Linked DNA regions of Homo sapiens: regions 1 and 3 are each linked to region 2. Evidence: chromatin contacts called from ENCODE Hi-C or POLR2A ChIA-PET data. All regions are on one chromosome and are shown on one strand. Each heading gives the region's core, a stretch centred on a gene start or an enhancer-like site at or near the end of the contact. The rest is flanking DNA. Distances are from core to core; before and after follow the strand shown. Region 1 holds the start of PROSER1 (proline and serine rich 1). Region 2 has its middle 210 kb from the start of LINC02344. Region 3 holds the start of MRPS31 (mitochondrial ribosomal protein S31).

Region 1 (4,826 bases), core at 2,327-4,826, 5.5 Mb after region 2:
TGTAATTAAAGAGTTTCAAAACATTCCAAATCCAAATTGTCATTTTTAAGATTAAACATATCAGATGTTACTCATTCATCAATTATTGAATATCTACTATGTGCTAAGTGACAGAGAAGCAAGAATAAGACAAGGTCTAGTTGAGGCTCTCAGTATTTCTATAGGGACATAAGAATGCAAGAAGTCCTGAATTCAATGTCTGTGCCTGCCACTAACTGGCAGTGTAGACTTTGAGAGGCATTTTAATTCCTTTTGAGCGTCCTCATTCATAGAGGGAACACCATTCACCAACCTCAAAGAATTACTATGAAGACTATAATAGTGGACATTAGATGTGACATATAACAGGTATTCAGTAAGTGATGGTTCCTTTCCTTTTCGGAATCTATCAGTGGGTGAGAGAGAAGTTGGTGGCTTTGATGCAGCACTATCTAGAGCCCACTAAATCACACATGCTCCCCTTGCAGCTATTTGCTCAGCTTAGAGATGGAAACAGCTATCTTAAGTCAGTAGCCACTAATCATTAAAAATGAACTAATCCCTTTGCTTGTACTATAAAATAATTTTAATATTCATATTTTTCACATATATCATTCTGCTAGGAGAAAGTATTATGACCAGTCAACTGAAATATCCTGGGTGCTCAGTAGTTCAATATTCACTGAAAAGGGAGAAAATGGCATTCTAAATAATGTATTCCTAGGAGTTTTATTATCAATGTAATAATCGGACACAGTCAAATACAAGTTTCTGAACAAAGTCTTGGATTGTACTGATGCCAAGTCATATCTCAATTCTTCCATCAATGCCTGAGAGGCCCAGCTGTAACCCCAGGCAGGACAGCATGGTGCTCTGCAAGCATAGTTTGAATACTGCCCCCAGCCCCCAACTTACCACCTAGGGAGTCTTGAGCTGATAGTTAACCTCACAGAGAATAGGCCACCAGCTATAAGCAAGAAGTACAGTGCCTACACCTCATGCGTTGTAAGGAGAATCAAAACAAATAATGACTGGAGAAAGTGCTTAAAAACAGGCTCACAAAGTAAGTGCTCACTAATTAATAGCTATCATTCCCTCCTTTTTGAATAATCAGTTAACCATTGCTTTTTCCCCCTTTCTACTCCCTTTCCCAGTTCTTCTGCTAGTGGCTTCTTATATGCCTCTGTTTTAAATGACAGTAGTGACAATCAGTATTATCTATCATATAAACTCACTGTGATACTCAAGAGATGACCTGGTTTAAACTGACTTACATTTACAAAGAACGATTTTTAAGAAAATCAGTAGTAATGCTCATATTTAGATATGCCAATATTTTATTCCATTTTAATAGACCATGACAATGTTGATGTGTCTAATCACTCGGCAAAGCCAGCAGAAGATATATTTTAACTGCTGACCAGAAATACAGACTTAAGTTGCCATCTCATGTGAACAACACTTTCATATCTGGAAAATTTCCTATTCCCCTCTTTAGAATTTACTGTGACGTTTTTATGACACCAGGAAGAGAATATGCACACTGAGACCCTGTATCTTCCAAAAGTAAAAATCTGCTGGTCTACTTGGACTCACCAATTATTTTCTCATGAAAAGTAATTAAAAATCAGCCCAAGAACAAATTGTGACAAATTTCTAGGCATATAATTAGCAAACCAATATTTTATTTCAAAAATTAATTGGACACTTAGGTTTGCAAAAGCAGAACTTGTTCAAAAAAGAATGTTCAGTATTATCAAATATGAAAACTTAAACACGTCAATTTGAAAAAAGAAAAAAGCTGTATAAAAACAAAGCAAAACAGCAAGACCAGAGACAATTTTAATAATAGCTTTGTAAACTGAAATAAGCACCAGAGCACATGGCAACAATTTCTTCCGTTTCAGTCAAGGGTCGTAAAGGTATGCAGCTGACGAAAGAATAATTGCCCGGAAGGCCGAAGGAAAGCACCGTGTGTTGATGTAACAATGGTACATCAAGTCCTTACATTTTAAAATAAGTAACTTCTCGGTATTTTTGTGCTTGAGATATTGTTAGGCTCAAGACTACCTTCCAGAATTGTTGCTGTCTGGTTCACTCTGGGAAATGCGATCCACACAACAGCCTCAAAAAGCAGCAAAAACTTGGAAAGCAGGAGAAAAAAGTTTTGAAGCTCAAGTTATTGACGGCCAATTCCTAAGAACGTGACTTTAAACTTAATGCCACACTTACCATCAGGACACGAATTTTGCATGGCCAACGCAACAAATATACTCTACCTTATGCTTAGATTTGAAAACCCCATCATAATAACTACCATAAAAGAAACTTTCTGCGTATTACCTCTCGTTTTCAGTCACTCTTGTGTTACTGAAAGATGAGGCAATAAACTCAAAAATATTAAACCCCTTACCCAAAAAGTACAGAGCTATTACGGATTTGTAAAGCCGGCTTTGGAACCGAGGGCTTTACAAATGTAATTCCCACGACACCGTGCTGAGTCTCAAATTTGGCGTTAACGTAACTTAATTTCTATTTGTACTGGAAACGTATCAAGATATAAACTCCTCCATTACACGTGAAAATTCAAACCAATTTGGCAATCCTAGGACCCTTATTCTGCACAATCTCCATACAGTACCTCAAAGAGAGTCTAAAACACGAGAATTCATCTCATAAAATAATTCATGGAATCGGTCTAATTACCTTTCTAATTTCATCCAGCACCATTTCAAAGGACTTTTTATCCATCTTGACTACTATCCCGACGTGGTTTTAACAGTTATACTTGCAATTAAAAGACGTTCATCCCTGGTCTGCTCCGCCGATAGTAAAAAATATTTATAGCTGAGGAGGAAAAAGACTCCACGAGCAAGAGAGGATGCGAAGAGGTAGAGAGTATTGCAAACTTCGCAAAAAAAATTTCTAAAAATTGAGATTCAGAAAAACTCTTTTTATTAAAAAGAAAAAACACTCCAGTCAGGCTTCCCCAGCTTATTCACACAATGGTTCAGGGCACCTCGGGCAAGAGCCAGGTCCTCTGAGTTTTGCAGAAAAACCCGGGCTCGGCGGCAGGTTTGAGTGCGGTTTCCCTGCAGCTGAGGGCCAGGTGCCGCCAGAGGTAGCTCTTGAAGGCGCTTTCCCAGGTGGAGCGGCCGGCAGAGTAGAAACACCTGCGCTCAGAGTCCACGGGCGGCGGGGAGGGAGGCGCCGGTCTCTCGACCCGCACCTGCGCCTCGGCCGCCGGCCGCGACCCTCACCGCCGCGAACCCGGACGCATGGTCCGGCTCGCGCTCATCCCCAGCCGCTCCGCCCGACTCCTGGATACCTCGGCCCCGGCAGCAGGCGGCCCGGCAGGCTCTTTGTTACCAGCTGCTGCAGCTTCCGGGAGCGGGCCGGCGGCTGGGGAGCACCAGGAGCCGGGCGAAGAGGGGCACGGCCTCGCATAGGGGGACTCCGGAAAAACGCAGCCCCAACAGCGCCAGACGCCCTGCCTGGTTACCCCTACAGCCCCCACCAGCTCATGGGGACCTACAATAAAGCCAGTCGCGCCCAAGTAAACTCAACACTGCGCCGCCAGCTTGGGCCCCTCTTTCCTGAAAGCCAGAGGTGGGGTCCTGGTGTGGGAATATAGGCATCCATAGCGGATGCCTGGATGGTAGGAATAGGATGTGGCAAAAATCCTTCCCGAAGCCTAGCGGTCATTATTTTGAATGTCATCCCCACCATACCTCGTGTCTGAGTGTGCGATGTTTTGATTTTGCCCTCTGGATTAAAAAGAATAAATGGCGAGCGATTAAGGCATATCTACGGGCGCCCATACTTTGGTGGCCACTGAAAGTCAGCGGCGCGGACTGCCCTGAGGGCGGGAAAGGGTGGTCACTGGGTCAGCCCGAAGCACCTGACATGAGGGCGGGGACCCCGAAATGCACACGAAGTCCGGAACTGGTCTTCTGTGATTTTCATTCGCCCTGGTCTCTGTTCCCTTTCGTACTCAAAGCTCGTGCATCCAGGGAGGGGAAACCGGAGATAGGGTCTTCGGGCCCCGGGCAGACCCTCTGTGCCGCTGCAAACCGTTGCAGCCTGAGGCTGTCAGGTCCTCCCCCAGACACCTGCGGACCCTCCCTCTCCTGGCTTCCCGTCTGGTCATGGCGAGATTCTGGGTCTGCGTAGCCGGTGCTGGCTTCTTTCTTGCATTTTTGGTTTTGCATTCGCGTTTTTGTGGCTCTCCAGTGAGTTGGGTAGTGAGGAAATGACTGTCGGGTGTGCGGGTAGCCCTGTTGGGAGGCGTCGCCACGGTCGTGGCATGGAGGTGGCAGGCCCTGGTTCCCTCAGTAGCTTGTCTCAAAGCCTGCACCTGGGTCCAAACTGCCTTGACCCTTTGAGTTTAAAAATTTGTGTATGTTACATCGCCATTTTCCTCTTTCCCAACTCTTACTACATCCTCAAATAATTTGCAGACTTGTATTGTGGTCGTGTTGGTCTTTAGGCATCTAAGCTCATTTCTTTGGAATTATTTCAGTCCAGCAAACTTCTAGTTGTCAAGGCATGCTTAAAAATAAGCCCTGTTACCCGGCCCCCCCGCCCTTTTTTTGTTCTTACCTAGACGGTAAACTAAATCTGAATTGTCTGATTTTGTTTAAGGTTTTGAGGAACTTTACTTTTGCAGTTTCCTGGAGAACTGAGAAAATTCTTTACCGGCTGGATGTGGGTTGGCCTAAGCACCCAGAATATTTTACCGGAACAACATTTTGTGTTGCAGTTGACTCCCTCAATGGATTGGTTTACATAGGTCAAGTAAGTAAATAGAGATTTAAAAAAATTATGAACACAAAGGAAGTAACAGC
Region 2 (4,812 bases), core at 488-2,987:
TACTGTTAGTCTTTGGAAATAAGTTTGAATTGACTATTCTGCTAAACTCATTTTAATGACCATGCTCCCTTGTGATGAGCTAAATTTATTTATTATTGTGTTGTCGTATTAATTTTTTTTTTTTTGAGACAGTCTCACTCTGTCGCCCAGGCTGCAGTGCGGTGGCTCAGTCTCCACTTACTGCAACCTCCACCTCCCGGGCTCAAGTGATTCTCCTGCCTCAGCTTCCTGAGTAGCTGGGATTACAGGCAAGATTAATGTTTTTTATTTGTAATCAATTTAAGCCTAATACATGTTCTAATAATTTTTGTATTTCATATATGGATAAATTATAATAATTCTTTTAAAGTGAAAGTATTGATGAGAGATACTTTTTTTTGGAATAGCTCATTTTAAGCCCCTGATACTTGATATGGATAAAATATTTTCAGTGTTTAATAAAATGTTGAAATATATTTAACTTTACTAATTTGAGCCCTGCCAATTATAATACTTTAGAAAAAGTGAAAATATAATAGTACATTTATAAGGCTTTTAAGTATTCACAAAATAGTCATTTCCCAGTAGATGTTTTTCAGCTCTTATGATACAGTGTTTTCTTTTTCTTTTGGCCATGTATTGATCAGAATTAGTCATTAACTTTACTAACAACTGGATTTAGTTTGTCAGCCTTGATGGTTTGGTTACACAGATGTAGCTATTGTGTCAACCCCACTGTTTTAAATATGTTCCTATGCCAGGTGAAATTTGATCCCTTTAAGCAAATTTCTGTTAAACACTTTGTGTCAGTTTCAGTAACGTTTCCCCAATGAACATTCCTACTGTACAAAATTTTACATATGTGTATTTACATATTTATACTTTTTTCACAAATGTGGGAATTTAGGATACTATGTTTGTAAAAATTGGGCAATTTTTCTTGAAGATAATTTTTAAAATTACAGCAAAACATAGGGCCCTGAGAAGAAGAGGTAAAATATATGGAAGAGCAAGTATGTATAGATAATTTTGTAACGTAACCTTGAGAGAAATATAGAAAACTGAGACAACATAAGCCAAAGGAAAGGAATTGGGATGTAAAACCTTTAGGGTAGAGCAGTGCTCTGCTGTGGTCATTTATGCCTTGGCATTAAGTTCTTTTGAATATAAAACAATGCATTTAGAAGGATTTTAAGACTATATCACAGTGCACTGGCATTTTCTTCTTCAATTTTCCAGGGCTAAATAAGGTAATTGAATAATAAAACTTAAAAGCATTTTTCATTTCATGAAGATCCAAGAAAAAATATTTCATAACAATTTTTATTTACAAGAAGGAAAAACATATTCATAAGAATCTTAGATGATTAGTAGGTTAATGAAATAAAAAGTTTGTTAGGAAGAAGGAATACTAGTTATTGAACAATGCCAATTTTTTCTATTTAAAAATATTTAAAATGCCATTAGTTGATTTATTTAATGAGCCATCAGCCTTTATTTTAGATTCACTATAACTCTGATCTCCTAAACCTGCTTTTCCTATCAGGTCTTAAATATTTCATCCCTGCTTTCTTTTACAATATAGTTTTTGGGAATGTAACTATCATGTTGATAAGTAATGCTAGGTGAAGGAAAAAGTTAAAACAACTCCAATGCTAGGCAGTGATATACCATAGAAAAATAAATGAGCCAAAGATAGGGGAAGTGATTTTTTTTGGAGGAAGAAAACAGAAATGAGAACAAGAGGACATGGATGACTGCTGAAAAACTGACCAAGTTCCTCTTCAGTCTTCTAACAGAATTTGGAAGATGTTCTTAGCATGCAACTGTTGGTTGAAAAAAACCCAAATGTACAAGGGCCATCAGTTCTTAAAAGTGGAATAGTGCATAGAAAGCTTATTGACACAACATAGCAGTTTGATGAAATGGACTGAAGCCATTTCTGTGGAGTGGACTCGTGGAAAATGTGATGCCTGATTCATAAAATTGTACACAGTTGAATGTTGCTATATAGGTAAGGTTTTGCAAACTCAGGACTCTCAGGAAACATCAAAGGTATATAGTTGGCACACTTAATTTTAGATATGTGTGATACGTTTGTGATTTTTTTTAAAAAAATATTTCCAGGAATGCTTAAGAAGATTATACCACCTCATGCTATAAAATAAAACTAACTTGGAGAATTCAACAATGTTTGCTGTTTTAATATGCATCTTACAAAGATAATTATAAACACTGAGAGTATTTACTGCAATGCCCTGAATATAGTATGCCTAAAGAATTTTCTGTATAAAAATAATTGTATTTATTTTAGTTAAAAATTGAGTAAAATATACATGCATCAAAATAATTTCTAGGTAGACCAAAGTGATATATGTAAAGAAAGACAAAATCAAAAATCAGGAAATTGCTGGTGAATATCTAATCTCGGGATAGAAAAATATTTTTTTAAATCACAAAAGCAATCAGTAATCAAAAGAAAAGATGACTGATAATTATTACCATATAAATATTTTTAAACTCATGTGTTAACAATTTATAGAACAAATAAGTTCGAGAAAATGTTTGTCCTTAGCATGTCAGTTAATTAAAATAAAACACAGAAACTTCATACAGTTCAGCAAAGGACATCTTGATTTGTGCTTTGGAGAATCTATTGAGTTTTTTTGGTTACTGAGTAATAGTTTAGTTAGATGTGTTGCTATAGCTATACATTCTTCCATCTTATGTTTTCAAAATATTAAGTGTCCTCATTTATTTTTTGTGTAATTGAGAATAAACTGAAATCAAGTAATACACATTCTCTCATAAAAATAAATATACTCGGTCATTGAATTGTAAAGTGTGGATCCCAGGATGATATCATCATCACCTGGAAACTTGTTAGAAATACACATTCTTGTCCCCTGACCAAAATCTATTGAATGAGAAACTCTGAGGGTGAAGCCCAGCATTTTAAAATCTAAAAATCCATGTTTTAACCCATTTGGGGATACTAAATAAACTGCTGTAGTCCTTCAATAAGCCCATCACACATTTTCACCATGTCATCTATAGGCACTTTTTCTACGGTGTTAACATCATCTTCATCATCACTATTATCATAATCACCTTGATTAAGAACCATTTTGGCTATTTCCCCATGGATCAATGAATGAATAATTAGAGCCGCATTATTGCTGGTAAAAACTTACATGACATCTGTTTCTTCCATCTTACTGCCAGACTCTGAAGGTGTATTTTTTTGTATATGTATGGAGGTCAGACATTATTTTTTTTCTCATGTGACATATAGAAACCTTCAAAGTCACCACTTTGTTCATCACCATCACTGAACATAGTTATAGCCCAGAGGTTGTGCCAGGCATGCACAACTGTGTATTTGTCACTGTATTCCAAACATGGGCATTCTTCGTGCTAAACTCCTTTTGAAAACTTTCCACACTCATGCCTCTGTTCACTGTTGCTAGCATGCTGATCAAGAAACTTTTTATATTTATTCTTTATTGATCCAAGAACACCCTAGTCACATGGATGAATTAATGAAGTCACAATTAGGGTAAAATACATGACCTAAACATTTTTAATGAGAATTTCTGCTGGATGATGAGCAGAATCCTTATCAAGCAGTGCCAAAATCTTGCAGTCGTTAATCATTCAGTCTAGATTCCCTACAGCAAGCAAGAGCCACTAGTACCAAATGTTTGTGAAACCAATCAGAAAAGATATCCCTAATTCTCTATGCCTTTTTGTTAGCATAATAATTTACTGGAAAGAAATTTACTCCTTGAAAACAACAAGGATATAAGCTTTTGTCTATCATAGCAAGGTTTTCTTTATGCATGCGTGCTGCATTAGCACATCCCAGAACAGTTATTCTGTCCTTAGCATCCTTAATTCCTATTGAAGCTGTCTCACCAGCTGTAGTCAGTGTTTTTCTGGTGCAATAATGCCGAAACAGTGATGTTTCATCAGCATTACAGACCTGTCCTGGTATCAGATTTTCATCAGTGATGACCTTAGTAACCTCATCAGTGAATATCTCCCTTGCTTCATGATCAGGAAATGGTACAAATCTTCAAAACCTTAACGCTGTGCTTTTTCTTAAATTTATGCAACTAGCCTGTTGAATGTTCACAGTTCCCTTCAATTTTCAGTTCATCGTGATAGATCTTTGCAAGTTTCATGTTCAGCATACCATTAAGTGGCATGTATTCACTGTGACACTGATGGTTCCATTCTTTCAATACATATTCAAGGACTTCATATTTCACTCCATGCATTGCTTTTCTATTTTTCATTAACTTCTGTTCATCACTTTCAGCATAGAACTTCCAACAATGTATCCTTCTCTTTCTTCAGGTCATACATGGTGGTCACTCCAACACTATACTCTTCTATAAGACATTTTCCACTTATACCACCATCCAGTTTCTTCAACAGCTTGACTTTCTGTGCTATAGATAAGTATAAATGCTTCCTCTTTTCTTTACTACTGTTACTCATAAGGGTATCTGCAGATCTTTCTACATTTTCCACAATACCTTTATACCACAGAGAAGAGAATAAGCAAAACAAAACAACATAATGAGTAAGGCATGTAGGTCTTGGCCTCATGTAGGGCATCACAGGCAACCCGCCATTGGTGTGTCTTGCCTGACATGTGCCATTTTATTACCCTTTGTGGATGTGCCTGCATGACGAAGTCTGGGGCATGTGTGGAAAAGATACTTCACAGCTGAAGGGGGCTGGGAGGGTCTCTTTGGAGACATTAAGTAAACTGTGTGTTGTGTATCTGCATTTTGACTGTGATCCATCATATGAGGTCAGGTG
Region 3 (4,633 bases), core at 1,452-3,951, 7.2 Mb after region 2:
AGTGGTGTGATCTCAGCTCACTGCAGCCTTGACCTCCCTGAGCTCAGGTGATCCTCCCACCTCAGCCTCCTAACTGGGACTAATTTTTTGTAGAGACAGGGTTTCGCCATGTTGCCCAGGCTTGAATTCCTAGGCTCAAGCGATCTGCCCGCCTCCCAAAGTGCTGGGATTACAGGTGTGAGCCACCACACCTGGCCCACAGAAATTATCTATGCTCCTTGCTAAAACATACTTTGGTCCCACCAAAGAATTCTGATTCAACAGCTTTGTCCAGGAGACACTTGAGAATTTGCATTTCTAACAAACTCCCAGGTGACGCTAACGCTGCTGGTCAGAGGACCACGTTACAGTAGCTATGTATGTTACTTAATCCTTACACTTTAACAGAACAGGTTTCATTATTCTCACTTTACAGTACAAACTGTTGCCCACAGAAGTTAAAGTAGTGGTTATGAATCTCTACAGGTTATACAAATCACATAGGGAGCTGACTTAAAACACAATTCTTAGTTTGGAATTTAACATTTTAACTAAACCCCAGGTGATTCCCATGCAGGTGAGCTCAAGAGCCTGTATCAGACCCTGGGTTAAATATTGTATCAAGTTCAGCTGGGCATGGTGGTGCACGCCTGTAATTCCAGCAGTTTGGGAGGCGGAGGTGGGCGGATCATGAGGTCAGGAGTTCAAGACCAGCCTGGCCAATATGGTGAAATCCAGTCTCTACTAAAAATACAAAAATTAGCCAGGTGTGGTGGTGGGTGCCTGTAGTCCCAGCTACTTGGGAGGCTGAGGCAGAAGAATCGCTTGAACCCAGGGAGCAGAGGTTGCAGTGAGCCGAGATCACACACTGCACTCCAGCCTAAGCGACAGAGCAAGACTCTGTCCATATATATATATATATATATATATATATATATATATATATATATATATTATCAAGTTCTCAAAGCCAGAAAATGGCAGCCGCAGGTTAAGGATACTTACATGAAAGAGAAAATGGCAATTTCAAAAAATGCTGAAACTATTTGATCTGCTTATGAAAACGTCAGAGGCTATCAAATCAGGCACTTAAAAATTAGAATAAAAAACCAACTGCATAACTAGTATCCTCATAATCAGTACACAGGACTCTCATTATAATATTCAATATATGGTACAATCTATTTAAGAAAATGGTCATTATTTTACATTTAAAGTTACTATTCAAGGTATTTTAATAGAAAAGTGGTAATCAGGGGAATGAATCTCACATGTAATCTTTACTACAATGTTTTCTTTCAAGACTGCTATCATACCACAGAAAACAATCTACATTATAGGAAAATCACGTCTAAGTAACTCCCTAGCACTAAAAATAATAAACCTCTCGACCTAACCTCCCACCTGAGTTTGTTTCCACTGACAGCAGCTCATCAGTACTTCAAATGCAACACCTTCAACACCACATTCAAGACTCCTCTTTCAGACTGACTTTCCATTTTTCACACTTTCTATATTAAAAGGCCCCCTAACATAAACAGGTATTTGTTGTTTTCTAAAAATTATAATATATGGAAAAATCTTTCTCAAGCCTGGCTCCGCATTCTTCTGTTAACATTAAGGATACCCTAATACTCCAACGCAGCCAGTTGAAATTTTTGCTATCTCTGACTACCCTACCATTATCCCATGACGTCACATCCCTTTAATTCTACCTGTGCAATTTTTCTCCTCCATTCAGCTGGTCCTTCCCATCTTCACTGCTACTAACCTGCTTCAGCACTGTACTTAACCAAACTGCCTTCTGAGTGTTACGCATGGAATTTATGCAGCGGAATTAGGTTTTCATAATAAAGTTCTCGGAGGATAAATACCAAAACCAAGTATGCCACAATTCCCTTTTTTCCTGGCTAACTTCAACCAGTGGTCCTCCTTCAGATTTCGTCAGACTTTTCCAGAAACGATATCCTGAGTCTCCCCTATAATGGTTAGGTGTCCCTATTTGCTATCCCAGCAAGTACTCATTCATGTTGGCTGAATAGTGTACTCTGTTTACCTACACTATCTCAGCTATTACTTCACTACATAGCACTTGAATTGTCTACTTTCTGGAACTACACGCTCCGTGATGGCAGGACTGTCTCACTTGGGGTTTACAACCAGTACTGGCACGCTGTTTTTCGAGTTTTTCAGTAATGAACTAAAGAATAAATGAAGGAAAACAAATGAGACTATCAAATAAATCTTGGGAGGCAAAAGATAAAAACCTGGGTAAACTGACAGGAGATGATGACAAGAGGAATGAGGCGCGGCGTGTAGTAGAGCACAGCGACCAGGTTTGTAATCGTAGCTCTGTTTTCACGCACACTATGACCTTGGGCAAGTCATCTTTTCTTTCTGGGATTTCTCTTTCCTCAGATTTAAAGCAATAGCTTCTAAGACCCAGCAGGTGGTAACATCGACCCCAGGAAGTCGGAGGATGTACAGGACGGGGCACGGGGTTGCCTGAGGACCTACCGGGCCAACAGCGCTGAACTGCGGTACCTGACTGTTCCGTGCCGAACAGTGAGTAGCATAATCGCAGCCGCTGATGTCTCCGGGCTTCCAGAGGACAAAGGGTGGCGGGAAAGGGGGCGAAGAGGTAGGAACGTCGAGACTCTAGGAAACATCGCCGAGACACGAAATGAACCAAGAACACAACTGAAATGGTGCGTCCCGCTGCCAAACACGTCCCCGCCCTCTCTTCCGCTTCCGGCCTGGCGCCTTCCTCCCCCTTTGCGCTCCGGTGGGCTACAGGGGCGGGTAACTGTGTTCCGGACTCGCCCGCGGCCGGGCGGAGCCAGTTGCCTCCAAGCGACCCGACCCACCCCGCGATTGTAGTCCTAGAGGCGGAGTCCTCGCCAGAGTTCAGCAAAGGTTCGCTGGCCGAGGCGGGTCCCAGACCGGCGAACCCGACAGTGGAGGGCGTGACCAGTTGTGCAAAAACTACAGATGGTGCCAGTGAGATCAGTCTCTTCTTTAACAGACAATATTTTGCGATGTTTGGAGGGGAAGGGTCTACAGCGTTCACCACGTTCTCAAAATGCGCCATGGCCACCAAAGAGGTTTAAAAAAAATTACTAAAAGACCTGCTGCCCTATGAATTAGCGTTTCCTTTCAGTCTTTATTTTTGATGTAGAGTCAAAATGAGACATAGGTTTCATTTTTCAAAAATAGCTTTATGGCCGGGCACGGTGGCTCACGCCTGTAATCCCAGCACTTTGGGAGGCCGAGGCGGGTGGGTCACTTGAGGTCACGGGTGCGAGACCAGCCTGGCCAACATGGTGAAACCCCATCTCTACTAAAAAAAAAAAAAAAAAAAAAAAATACAAACACACACACACACACACACACACAATTAGCCGGCCGTGGTGGCGGGCGCCTGTAATCCCAGCTACTGGGGAGGCTGAGGCAGGAGAAGCGCTTGAACTCGGGAGGTGGGGGCTGCAGTGAGCCGAGATCGCGCCATTGCACTCCAGCTTGGGCTACAGGGCGAGATTCTTTGTCTCAAAAAAACAAAAAAGAAAAGAAAAAAAGATTTACGCCGGGGGCACAGTGGCTCATACCTGTAATCCCAGTACTTACGGAAGCCGAGGCGGGCAGATCACTTGAGGCCAGGGGTGAAGACCAGCCTGGTCAACATAGTGAAACCCTGACTCTACTAAAAATGCAAAAATTAACCTGGCGTGGTGGCGAGTGCCTATAATCCCAGCTACTCGGGAGGCTGAGGCAGGAGAATAGCTTGAACCCGGGAGGCGGAAGCTGCAGTGAGCCAAGATTGTGCCACTGCACTCCAGCCTGGGCAACAGAGTGAGACCCCGTCTCAAAAAAAAAAAAGGATGAAAAGATGCAAGAGAGAGACTTGGCTTTTACCTGTCCCTCATGAAACAGGGAACTGTGACCCCAGAAGAGATGTGGGGTTCCCAAACTTGGAAGGGGATGAGAATAAATCTGGTGGGAAATGTTGGCTAATAGGACACATGGGAACCACTAGCCTAAAATTCCATAAAGGCATTCCAAAGTTTACATCAACATTTTCCCTGTCCTCTCAAAAAATAATCAAGGTGGGGAGGTGAGTTTTTGTGATACTAAAACACAGCTTACATTGAGCAGATCTTCCTGAGATCCACTAACACTAACAGAACCTTTGTGACTGAATGCTCTACACAGTACACTTGGGGATGCTTACTTTGTCTGATTTGTAAAAAAACAAACAAAAATTAAAGCATAACTTTGTCAAAAAACAAAATTATGGCAAATTTAGCATAATTGGTTTTTATTTGTGATTCTAGAATAGTGTTCCAGTGAGTTGAGCAGAGGGGTTTGGCTTTACAAGCACAAAAGAGTTGAAGAAAATAGAAACAGGGAACAAAAATCAGATTGGTCATTTCAAAGTTACCTTCCTTATAGGGTTAAAACAGAGGGATTCCTTGTCATGCTGGCTCAGGTAAACTAGGGCCCCTCTGATTGGTGCTGTGAATCTCCTGCTTTTGGAAAACTGGCCCTGATTTCAAAGTTCAGTTTGATTACTTGGCACTTAGCACAAGTGACTATTCTGGTTTGCTCTGGTGTGCTGGGGGCTAGTACAGGAAGCTTGTCCAAAACTACGGCCTCC

Evidence for each region. A loop is a pair of places that touch in the nucleus more often than their neighbours do. ChIA-PET counts read pairs that join two places held with the same protein, here RNA polymerase II (POLR2A). Pooled maps may share reads with other maps.
Region 1: a pooled map shows a loop between it and region 2 (7-fold over the local background). The contact joins the promoter of PROSER1 here to the enhancer-like site in region 2. A Hi-C loop is called at or near these places in 2 of 168 maps with a recorded cell type or tissue (both naive thymus-derived CD4-positive, alpha-beta T cell), 1 of 37 single-sample maps with no recorded cell type and 10 of 50 pooled maps.
Region 3: a loop to region 2 is called in a pooled map, with 4 times the contacts of the local background. The contact joins the promoter of MRPS31 here to the enhancer-like site in region 2. A Hi-C loop is called at or near these places in 1 of 168 maps with a recorded cell type or tissue (CD8-positive, alpha-beta T cell) and 2 of 50 pooled maps. POLR2A ChIA-PET finds 5 or more read pairs at or near these places in 1 of 52 experiments (naive thymus-derived CD8-positive, alpha-beta T cell).

The regions. Positions count from the first base shown.
Region 1 is chr13:39,034,513-39,039,338 of GRCh38, forward strand. PROSER1 (proline and serine rich 1) reads right to left here and starts at 3,577. Exons shown (of 13, transcript NM_025138.5): 1 at 2,686-3,577. The coding sequence starts at 2,730. NHLRC3 (NHL repeat containing 3) reads left to right here and starts at 3,944. Exons shown (of 7, transcript NM_001012754.4): 1 at 3,944-4,211; 2 at 4,624-4,776. The coding sequence starts at 4,128. RefSeq lists an enhancer at 1,806-1,915 and a silencer at 3,058-3,287.
Region 2 is chr13:33,546,539-33,551,350 of GRCh38, forward strand. It overlaps a transcript of STARD13 not described here. Among named protein-coding and RNA genes, the nearest start is that of LINC02344, 210 kb to the left of the region's middle. Within about 2 kb of position 1,738, at least 2 of the 41 ENCODE cell types and tissues checked have a DNase peak (open chromatin) inside an H3K27ac peak, as active enhancers do.
Region 3 is chr13:40,768,489-40,773,121 of GRCh38, forward strand. MRPS31 (mitochondrial ribosomal protein S31) reads right to left here and starts at 2,702. Exons shown (of 7, transcript NM_005830.4): 1 at 2,497-2,702. The coding sequence starts at 2,648. RefSeq lists an enhancer at 2,591-2,760.